Regions from separate parts of the Homo sapiens genome. Here region 2 is linked to region 1. The links are chromatin loops, found by intact Hi-C in ENCODE. Cell type or tissue: gastrocnemius medialis. All regions are shown on one strand. Each heading gives the region's core, and the rest is flanking DNA. Links, peaks and the distances in the headings are about the cores only.

Region 1 (5,378 bases), core at 243-5,242:
CAAAGGGACAACAATTTATTCTGTAAATTTGGGATTCTATTTGCAAAATAGAGATTATAGATTGTGAGTGGCTTAATGGAATCATTCCCACATTCAGAGCCAATGTTTTCAGGTGAGCATCCTGCGGAGTCCTGGTGAAAAGAACTTTAACATCACAAAGGTATTGATAGAGAAGGAGAAGGTTTCCAAGGGTTATTCCAAGGTTTGAAGCAAATCAGCATTTTTACTGTTTGCTCGGCACAAATATATACAGTCCAGTCCAATACATATTTATTCATTGATTCAGTTAATATTTATTGAACAGTGTCCTTAAGGCCTGGCAAAATCAGGGATGGTTTTCATCTCTGCCCTAGAGCATGTTTGATTGCATTCATCACAAGGAGGTAAATCTTTGGGATTACAGAATGTTCGCAGACTGGCCTAGGGCTTCACATGTTCTTCCTTCCCTATCAAAAGCAGTGTTGAGCCACACCCAGCTATTACCTCCACAGCTTCTAGCATCATCTGTTGGATGGTACCAGGCCCCTGAGCCAGCATTACTTGATGGCTAGAGGCAGAGGATGGAGAGGTTTGAAGTCAGAGGCTTCCCCTGAGCCTCTATACTCAGGAACAGTAACTATAAGTGTGTTCAGAACTCTTGTGATTTCTCTTAGGGCAGAAATTGAGGACCCCATGGTGACAACCAAATGTGATTTTCTTCTGGTTTTGTTTTTTGTTTGTGTGTTTTGGTTTTTTTGTTTGTTTGTTTGTTTTTTGAGACGGAGTCTTGCTCCGTAGCCTAGGCTGGAGTGCAGTGGCACTCTGCAACCTTTGCCTCCCGGGTTCAAGCAATTCTCAATTCTCCTGCCTCAGCCTCCTGAGTAGCTGGAATTACAGACTTGCACCACCACATCCAGCTAATTTTTTGTATTTTTCAGTAGAGATAGGGTTTCACCATGTTGGCCAGGTTGGTCTTGAACTCCTGACCTCAGGTGATCCGCCTCCCTCAGCCTCCCAAAGTTCTGGGATTACAGGCATGAATCACCATACCCAGCCACTTCTTCTGTTTTACTTTAGAAAAAGGAACAAGTTTTTCCATTATGTTGTAAAGTCTATGGAGATATGTACATCTAACTTTTTTTTTTTTTTTTTTAAAGAGCAAGGACCGGAGGCAGTAGCTCATGCCTGTGATCCCAACACTTTGGGAGGTGGAGGCGGGTAGATCACAAGGTCAGGAGATCGAGACCATCCTGGCTAACATGGTGAAACCGTGTCTCCACTAAAAATACAACAAATTAGCAGGGCATGGTGGCACAAGCCTGTAGTCCCAGCTACTTGGGAGGCTGAGGCAGGAGAATCACTTGAACCCGGGAGGCAGAGACTGTAGTGAGCTGAGATTGCGCCACTGCACTCCAGCCTGGGCGACAGAGCGAGACTCCGTCTCAAAAAAAAAAAAAAAAAAAAGAGCAAGAAGTAGGCAGCTCACACCTGTAATCCCAGCACTTTGGGAGGCTAAGGCAGGAGGATCACTAGAGCCCAGGAGTTTGAGACCAGCCTGCGCAACCATAGTGAGACCCCATCGCTACAAAAATAAAATAAATTAGCTGGGCATAGTTGCAAGTGTCTGTGGTCCCAGCTGCTCGGGAGGCTGAGATGGGAGGATTGCAAGCCTGGGAGGTCGAGGCTGCAGTAAGCTGTGATTGCACCGCTGCACACCAGCCTGAGTGACAGAGTGAGACCATGGTTCAAAAAAAAAAAAAAAGAGAGCAGGAAGTAGAATTGGGAAAGAAGCTTCAGGCAGGGATTTGTAAATGAACAAAACCACAGGAACATTTGCATACTGTTTAAAAAAAAAAACTGGTTACAATGAGTGAGTCTCATCTACCCTCAGGAGAAGAAAGAGGGCAAACCAGTAGTCTGAAGCCCAGCCCATCTGGAGATTTTTTGGGAAGATTTCCTTTAAAGAGGCAGGATGGCTCACGCCTGTAATCACAGCACTTTGGTAGGCCAAGGCAGGCGGATCATGAGGTCAAGGGATCGAGCCCATCCTCGCCAACTTGATGAAATCCCCTCTCTACTAAAAATACAAAAATTAGCATGAGCCCAGGAGGTCGAGACTGCAGTAAGCTACGATTGTGCCACTGCACTCCAGCCTGGGTAACACAGTGAGACCCTGTCTCAAAATAAAAAAATAAAATAAAATAAAGATCTGAAGTTATGCACATACTGGGGGACAGGTCATTCCAGGGGCAGAAGAGCTGAGTACAGTTGACAATGCGTAAAGCACCATGGTATGCCTGGAGGGGAGAAACCACAGGCAGTTTGGTGTTCACAGAGTATTTGTTGAGCAACTTGGAATGAGTTTGGATCCTGGAGACTGTTGAACACCCAGAGCTGAGGATCTTGAACTTCACAGTTAGGTAATGGCAGCAAAGGAAACCAAAGTGGGTGGTTATCGTGACCAAGTTCACATAAGAAATAAGGAAGCATATCAGGTGTGGTGGCTCACGCCTGTAATCCTAACACTTTGGGAGGCTGAAGCAGGAGGATCCCTTGAAGTTAGGAGTTCAAGACCAGCTTGGGCAACATAGCAAGACCCTGTCTGTATTTAAAAAAATAAACATGGTGGCTCACGCCTGTAATCTCACCACTTTGGGAGGCCAAGGCGAGCAGATCATATGAGGTCAGGAGTTCGAGACCAGCCTGACCAACATGGTGAAACCCTGTCTCTACTAAAAATACAAAAAATTAGCCAGGTATGGTGGTGAGTGCCTGTAATCCCAGCTACTCGGGAGGCTGAGGCAGGAGAATCACTTGAACCCGGGAGACGGAGATTGTAGTGAGCTGAGATTGCACCACTGCACTCCAGCCTGGGTGACAGAGCAAGACTCCATCTCAAAACAAACAAACAAACAAAAAAGAAATGAGGTGAGTTCAGCTTGGGAAATGTTGAATGTCAGATGCCTTTGGCCTATTCAGAGGGAGATTGCCGAAGCACAGAGGAGAGTTCATGGCAGGGTTTAATTATTTTTAGCGCTCACATGTCCCAGATTCGGCCAGTGGGAGTTCCCCCAAGCTGGTTCCTGTGTCCTGTGCATCACCCATCTTCTTTCTCCTTTACTTCTTTCTTAAGCCACTTCCTTTCTGGCATGACAGCGTGTTCCAGGATCATCTTGTACTTGCACCTGCCCTGCCCTGGCCCTAGAATCAGCCAATTCTTTGAGGCATCCTGCTTCCTTTTAGTGGGGGAATGATTTGAGAACAAAATATACTACTACATGATACTACATTCTGACAAGAAAAAAAACACAGCCATAAGAAATAAAGCCATGGCCAGGCACAGTGGCTCCTGTAATCCTAACCCTTTGGGTGGCGGAGGTTGGAGGATTGTTTGGGGTCAGGAATTCAAGACCAACCTGGCCCGCATAGTGAGGCCTCGTCTGTATTAAGAAAAAAAAAAAAAAGAAAGAAGGAAAGCCATGTTTGGATAAGTTTAGTCTTCTGATTATTTTTGCTAAAGTTTTAATTTTTTTTTTTTTTTTGAGACAGAGTCTCGTTCTGTTGCCCAGGCTGGAGTGCAATGGTGCAGTCTCAGCTCACTGCAACCTCTGCCTCCCGAATTCAAGCGACTCTCCTGCCTCAGCCTCTTGAGTAGCTGAGATTACAGGTTCCTGCAATCACGTCCTGCTAATTTTTATTTTTAGTAGACACAGGGTTTCTACATGTTGGTCAGGCTGGTCTCAAACTCACGACTTCAGGTGATCTGCCTGCCTTGGCCTCCCAAAGTGCAGGGATTACAGGGGTATATTTTATATTTAAAGCATATTTAACAATTAAGGGCCAGGCTCGGTGTCTCACGCCTGTAATCCCAGCACTTTGGGAGGCTGAGGTGGGCAGATCACCTGAGCTCGGGAATTTGAGATGCACAACAAGAGCGAAACTCCGTCTCAAAAAAAATAAATAAATATAAAATATACATTATGGCCGGGCATGGTGGCTCACGCCTGTAATCCCAGCACGTTGGGAGGCCAAGGCGGGCAGATCACCTGAGGTCAGGAGTTCGAGACCAGCCTGGCCAATATCATGAAACCTTGTCTCTACTAAAAATACAAAATTTAGCCAGGCATGGTCGTGTGCACCTGTAATCCCAGCTACTCGGAGGCTGAGGCAGGAGAATCACTTGAACCCAGGAGGTGGAGGTTGCAGTGAGCCAAGATCGCACCATTGCACTCCAGCCTGGGCAACAAGAGCAAAACTCCATCTCAAAAAATATATATATATACATACACATATACGTATATATGTGTATATATACGTATATATGTATATGTATACACACATTATATGTAATATCTACTTTTAAATATAAACATAAATATTATAAAGCTTTTATTGCAATTGTTCATTTTAGAAACTTCAGAAAATACAAATTAGTAAAAAGAAGAAAATAAGTCTGTAATACCACTTTTAAGGACTATTTTGAAAACCTCTAGCTGTTTTTTGAGATAAATTTACATACCAAGACTTTTTTTTAAAAAATCATAATGATGACTTTTTCATAGGACTGTGTAGGATAAAGCTTGTGAAATGTCTATCTAACATATTTTGTAATATATGAAAATTTCAGCTAAACTTGTTCTATAGCATCACATGGTTTCAATATATTATTAGAAAATCATTCCATAAACAATGGTTTGGTATATAGTTTCAACAATTCAAGGCTGGGCACAGTGGCTCATGCCTGTAATCCTACCACTTTGGGAGGCCGAGGCAGGCAAATCACCTGAGGTCAGGAGTTCAAGACCAGCCTGGCCAACATGGTAAAACCCTGTCTCTACTAAAAATACAAAAATTAGCCGAGCATGGTGTCAGGCACCTGTGATCCCAGCTACTCAGGAAGCTGAGGCAGGAGAACTGCTTGAACCTAGGAGGCAGATGTTGCAGTGAGCCAAGATCTTGCCACTGCACTCCAGACTAAGCGACAGAATGAGATTCCATCTCAAACAAAATAAATAAATAAAATAATTCAGCAGGATGAGGTGGCTCATGCCTATAACCCCAGCACTTTGGGAGGCTGCAGTGGGACTACTGCTTTTGCCTGGGAGTTCAAGACCAGCCTGGGCAACATAGAGATACCATGTCTCAGAAAAAAAAAAATTAATTTAAAAAAAAAGAATTCATTGATGATTCTGTATTTACAAATATATTCCTGCATCATTTGTTCATGGTAACCAGGAAATTGCAATGCATATATACATGCTGTCATTTCCAAAGCCGCTGTCTTCCAGAATTGGTACTGATTCTAGTAGACTTTTCATTCTGGTGTTAAAAATATAATTAATATAGGAATGTCTTCTACCTAATAGCTTTTTTCCCCACAACTCCCCAACCCCCTCACT
Region 2 (5,378 bases), core at 185-5,184, 160 kb after region 1:
ACGATCTCAGCTCACCGCAATCTCTGCCTCCTGGGTTCAAGTATTCTCCTGCCTCAGCTTCCTGAGTAGCTGGGATTACAGGCGCCCACTACCAACCATGCCCGGCTAATTTTTGTATTTTTAGTAGAGACAGGATTTCACCAAGTTGGCCAGGATGGTCTTGATCTCTTGACCTTGTGACCTGCCCACCTCAGCCTTCCAAACTGCTAGGATTACAGGTGTGAGCCACCACGCCGGCCATTTTTTTTTTTTTTTTTTTTTTTTTTTTGGGAGAAGGAGTCTCACTCTGTTGGCCAGGCTGGAGTGCAGTGGCATGATCTTGACTCACTGCAACCTCTGCCTCCTGGGTTCAAGCGATTCTCCTGCTTCAGCCTCCTGAGAACTGGGGATTACAGGCATGTGCCACCACACCTGGCTAATTTTTATATTTTTAGTAGAGAAAGGGTCTCACCACGTTGGCCAGGCTGGTCTTGAACTCCTGACTTCAAGTGATCCTTCCACCTCGGCCTCCCAAAGTGCTGGGATTACAGGTGTGAGCCACCCCACCCAGCCATTCTCTGCTTCTTTCTCACAGCTAATGATAATAATAGTAAAGGCCAAGGGTGGTGGCTCATGCCTGTAATCCCAGTGCTTTGGGAGGCTGACATGGGAGGATCGCTTGAGGCTAGGAGTTCTAGACCATCTTGGCCAACATGGCAAGATTCTGTCTCTACAAAAAATTTAAAAATTAGCTGAGTGTAGGGGCATATGCCTAAAGTCCTAGCTACTTGGAAGGCTGAGGCAGGCAAATCCTTTTACCCCTGGCGTTCGAAGCTGCAGTGAGCTATGATTGCACTGCTGAACTCCAGCCTGGGTGATAGAGCTAGACCCTGTCTCTAAAAAACATAATAATAGTAGATAGCATTTACTGGGCATTTGACTGTGTAGGTCCCAGGCACTGTGCTTAATGCTTGATGTGCATAATAATCCCAGCAAATAGTACTGCCATTATTCCTATTTAAAACATGACGGCTAGGTGCGGTGGCTCACGCCTATCATCCCAGCACTTTGGGAAGCTGAGGCAGGTGGATCACCTGAGATCAGGTGTTCGAGACCAGCCTGATCAACATGGTGAAATCTCGTCCAAAAAAAAAAAAATTAGCTGGGCCTGGTGGTGCATGCCTGTAATCTCAGCTACTTGGAAGGCTTAGGTAGGAGAATCACTTGAACCCGGGAGGCAAAGGTTGCAATGAGCCAAGATCGCGCCATTGCACTCCAGCCTAGGCAACGAGAGCAAAACTCTTTTTCAAAAAAAAAAAAAAAAACATAAATAAATAATTAAAAATGAGTTAGGTGAGACAGAAAAGGAAGTCACTGTACCATGGCCCTTTGAGCCAGAGTTGTTTGGTGCCAAAACTCTGCCTCCTAATCACTACCTGTCTCTCCTTTTGTCCTTTCTCCATCTTCTCCTCTCTTACCTCTCAAAAATTATCAATAATTTGATAATTCTGTGGTTAGAATCCAAGATTCCTCAACTTCAGTGTGATTGACATGGTGGCTGGCTCACTTTCTGTTGTGGGAGCTGTTCTGTGCACAGTAGGATGTTTAGCAGTGTCCCTGGTCTCTACCCACTAGATGCCAGTAGCAACCACACCCCTCCCCAACACACACTCAATTATAATAACCAAATATGTCTCCAGGCATTGCCAAATGTTCCTGGGGACCAAGATTGCCCTGATGTAGCCTGATCTCTGCAAAAGCGTCTGGAGTCTCTCCAGTTGAACGATCGCTGATAGAAACTCACGGGAACAGTCTGTGCCCTCCCGGCAAGTCCACGCTCATTCGAGGCAGCTGTCACCTGCTAGGACATTCCAGGGCACGACTTGAAAAATGCTTGGCGTGCCTCTGACAACAAGAGATGCAGGCTGAAGCAAGGCATTCCTGCCTCTTGTCCTGAAACTGGGATGCTGGCATTAGAATGGACAGCATGAGTTGTTCTTGAGTGGCAAAAGGCAAGGGGTCCTGCTGTGGTTTGTATGTCTGTCTCCTCCAAATCTCATGTTGAAATTAGTCTGTTCTCGCATTTCTATAAAGAACTACCTGAGGCCGGGCGCAGTGGCTCACGCCTGTAATCCCAGCACTTTGGGAGGCTGAAGTGGGTGGATTGCTTGAGCCAAGGAGTTGGCAACCAGCTTGGGCAACATGGTGTAACTCTATCTCTATTATAAAGAAACAAAAAAATTTTTTTTTGGGACGGAGACTCGCTCTGTTGCCCAGTGCAGTGGCGCAATCTTGGCCCGCTGCAACCTCCGCCTCCTGGGTTCACACATTCTCCTGCCTCAGCCTCCCGAGTAGCTGGGACTACAGGTGCCTACCACCACGCCCGGCTAATTTTTCGTATTTTTAGTAGAGACGGGGTTTCACCATGTTAGACAGGATGGTCTCGATCTCCTGACCTCGTGATCTGCCCACCTCGGCCTCCCAAAGTGCTGGGATTACAGGTATGAGCCACCGTGCCCAGCCAGAAAAAAAAATTTTTAAACAGGCTACCTCAGATTGGGTAATTTATACAGAAAAGAAGTTTAATTGACTTGCAGTTCCACTGGCTGTACAGGAAGCATGGCTGGGGAGGCCTCAGGAAACTTACAATCATGATGGAAGGCGAAGGGGAAGTCTTACGTGGCTGGAGAAGGAACAAGAGAGCAAAGAGGGAGGTGCTACACACACTTAAACAACCAGATCTCGTGAGAACTCACTATCATGAGAACAGCAAGGGAGACGTCCACCCCCATGATCCAATCACCTCCCCCCAGGCCCCTCCTCCAACACTGGGGATTATGATTTGACATGAGATGTGGGCAGGGACACAGATCCAAACTACATCATAGGCCCCAGTGGGAGGTGTTTGGGTCACGGGGGTGGATCCCCCATGAATAGATTAAGCTCTTCCTGGGAGGTGGGGGTGAGTGAGTTCTCACTCTTTTAGTTCCTGGACAGCTGGTTGTTAAAAAAAGCCTGGCACCTCCCCCTCTCTCTTGCTTCCACTCTTGCCCTGTGACTTCTGCACACATGAGCTCCCTTTCACCTTCTATGAATGTAGCCAGCCTGAGGCCCATGCCAAATGTCCCATCTTCCAGCCAGCAGAATCATGAGCCAAATAAACCTCTTGTCTTTATAAAGATATTATTTCCTCTTCATTAAAGAACAGCTTTTCTAAATGTTGGGGGAAATGTCCATAGTCATTACTCAATCAAAACTTGTGTTCCCATAAGCCTAAGGACCATTCTAGATTTTTTACATGTTTTTTTGTGTGTGTGTATCTATAAAATGCATACATAAATTTTTTTTTGTTTTTAAGCATTCACCCAAACAAAAAATCACAGGTAAACCCATATTTCTGAGATGCCATTATTCCGAGCTAAATAAGAGATAATCACTTCAAGGTAAATTGAAAATTTTCCTGAAGCCATACATTTCAAGTGAAATAAGTAATTCTAAATAGGACAATTTAAATTGGATAATTTTAAAGCGTCTATAATTGGTTTATTTGCAAAATTCCTGAAAGGAAAAATTTTATCACTGCCATCACAGCAGGTTTCCACATCCAGATGAGAAAACAAGACAAATGCTAGTGTGTTTTAACTAGCTAAACAAAACTAAGTTAAATGAATATTTAAAAATTTCCCTAGTGGGCCATTCCTTAACAAAATGTTGAAATCCCTGTTGCTACATTGACTAAAAGATCATGTTGAATGGAATATGTAAGACTTGGCTCATAGAAACCTAATCAGATGGTTAGAGATGCTGGCAGTTTAGGACCTGCTGCCATAAATGTGTGAACAACCTTTTGTAATCTAACCTACTGACCTGCATGTTTTTTCTTTACCCCAGCTCATTCCTTACATGTAGCCTCAATCTTCAGTTTGCTTTACTGGTTCAGCAAAAGCCAGGAAGAACAACTTTGTAGTAATCAGAATGTTATCCAACTGTATATTGTTTACTTTATCGTAAATACTGGTGAACAGTGGTTAATAAATAGTTTTATATTCCTTTATGCAAAAAAAAAAAAAAGCACTCAGCCACAGGCATTCCTTGATAGCAACACTCAGGGGACTAAGATAGGGCCCCATGCTGGTATACAGATGGCACTGCTGAAAGGAGTCAGCAGCCCCGGCCCTTGATGGAGACGCTGAGGAACGAGGCAGAAAGATCAGTGGACTCAGACTCCGAAGGGTCGATTTCTAGTTCTGGTCCTGCCCCCATGAGCTGTGTGTACTCAGTTGAGCCTCTTTACCTGTTTCCGCATGAGTAAAATGAAAATATGATTTCTGTCCTCTGGTTTTTCCTAGGATAGTTGTCAGGAGCAAAGTAAGATACTGGCTCCAAGCTGACCCACTACATCCCTTACCTGCTTCAGTCTTCTTTGTAACATCTGAAATATTGTATTTGGGTTTACCTTCTGTCTCTGCTAGCAAAATGTCATCTTCCTGAGGGCTTGGTCTTCTTTGCTGTTGCAAGCCTCAGAGATGACAACAATGCCCAACATAGTAGATGTTCAATAAAGACGTGCAGGCCAGGTACAGTGGCTCACGCCTGTAATCCCAGCACTTTGGAAGGCCAAGGCGGGAGGATCACTTGAGGCCAGGAGTTCAAGACCAACCTGGTAAACAGCAAGACCCCATCTCTATGAAAATTTTAAAAATTAAAAAAAGTATGAGCTGGGCATGATGGCTGCACAGCTGTAGTGCCAGCTACTTCAGAGGCTGAGGTGGGAAGATCACTTGAGCCCAGGAGTTCAGGGCTGCAATGAGCTATGACTGTGCCTTGGGTGATACAGCAGGACCCTGTCTCAAAAAACAAAACAAGAACAACAAAGACAAAGACACGCAGAGTGAATGTGAACCTGTGTATCACGGGGAAGTTATTTGAAGATACATCTCAACAGCTATGGAAATATCAAGCCCTTTGTACACAGTGATTCCACTTCTGAGAATCTAAACCCCAAATAATCCAACATGGAGAAGAAGCCTTAGAGGAACTGATGTTCATCCTGCAGTGGCCAAAATTGCTCAAACCTGAAAAGCCAGCCTTAGTAATCAAGATGAGGGTGTAATTAGCACAATCCCGATGAATCTCATTTGTGAAATTGCAGACAGCCATTACAAATATTGTTTACAGCAAGATGAGTTAATTTTTGTAGCACACACACAAAACCATAATGTGTAATGCAAAATTATAATGTGTAATGCAAAACTAGGTTGCAAAAGCAACCCAATTACTGAGATGACAGGAGCCAGCACCCACTGTCCCCCATGGCCACACTGTTGGTAATGTCACACATGATCTCTCCGGAGGGCAATTTGGAAATTCCTACTACAATGTAAGTGTTCATGCCACTA

Evidence for each region. Peaks named below come from ENCODE experiments on the same cell type or tissue, not always from the same donor. Only the 100,000 strongest peaks of a DNase experiment are listed, where the experiment ranks them.
Region 2: a loop joins it to region 1, with 13 times the contacts of the local background. A loop is called at or near these places in 1 of 110 quality-filtered maps.

The regions. Positions count from the first base shown.
Region 1 is chr16:15,401,946-15,407,323 of GRCh38, forward strand. All of the region lies in intron 1 of MPV17L-BMERB1 (MPV17L-BMERB1 readthrough), which reads left to right. All of the region lies in intron 2 of MPV17L (MPV17 mitochondrial inner membrane protein like), which reads left to right. Among named protein-coding and RNA genes, the nearest start is that of MPV17L-BMERB1, 8.9 kb to the left of the region's middle. In gastrocnemius medialis, for the core only: no CTCF peak of the experiment used is centred there; DNase peaks (open chromatin) are centred at 481, 2,350, 3,126 and 3,619; H3K27ac peaks cover 5,000 bases.
Region 2 is chr16:15,561,017-15,566,394 of GRCh38, forward strand. The region is part of intron 2 of MPV17L-BMERB1 (MPV17L-BMERB1 readthrough); the gene reads left to right. All of the region lies in intron 2 of BMERB1 (bMERB domain containing 1), which reads left to right. Among named protein-coding and RNA genes, the nearest start is that of MIR6506, 47 kb to the right of the region's middle. RefSeq lists an enhancer at 2,676-2,970. In gastrocnemius medialis, for the core only: no CTCF peak of the experiment used is centred there; DNase peaks (open chromatin) are centred at 1,805, 2,275 and 2,935; H3K27ac peaks cover 3,682 bases.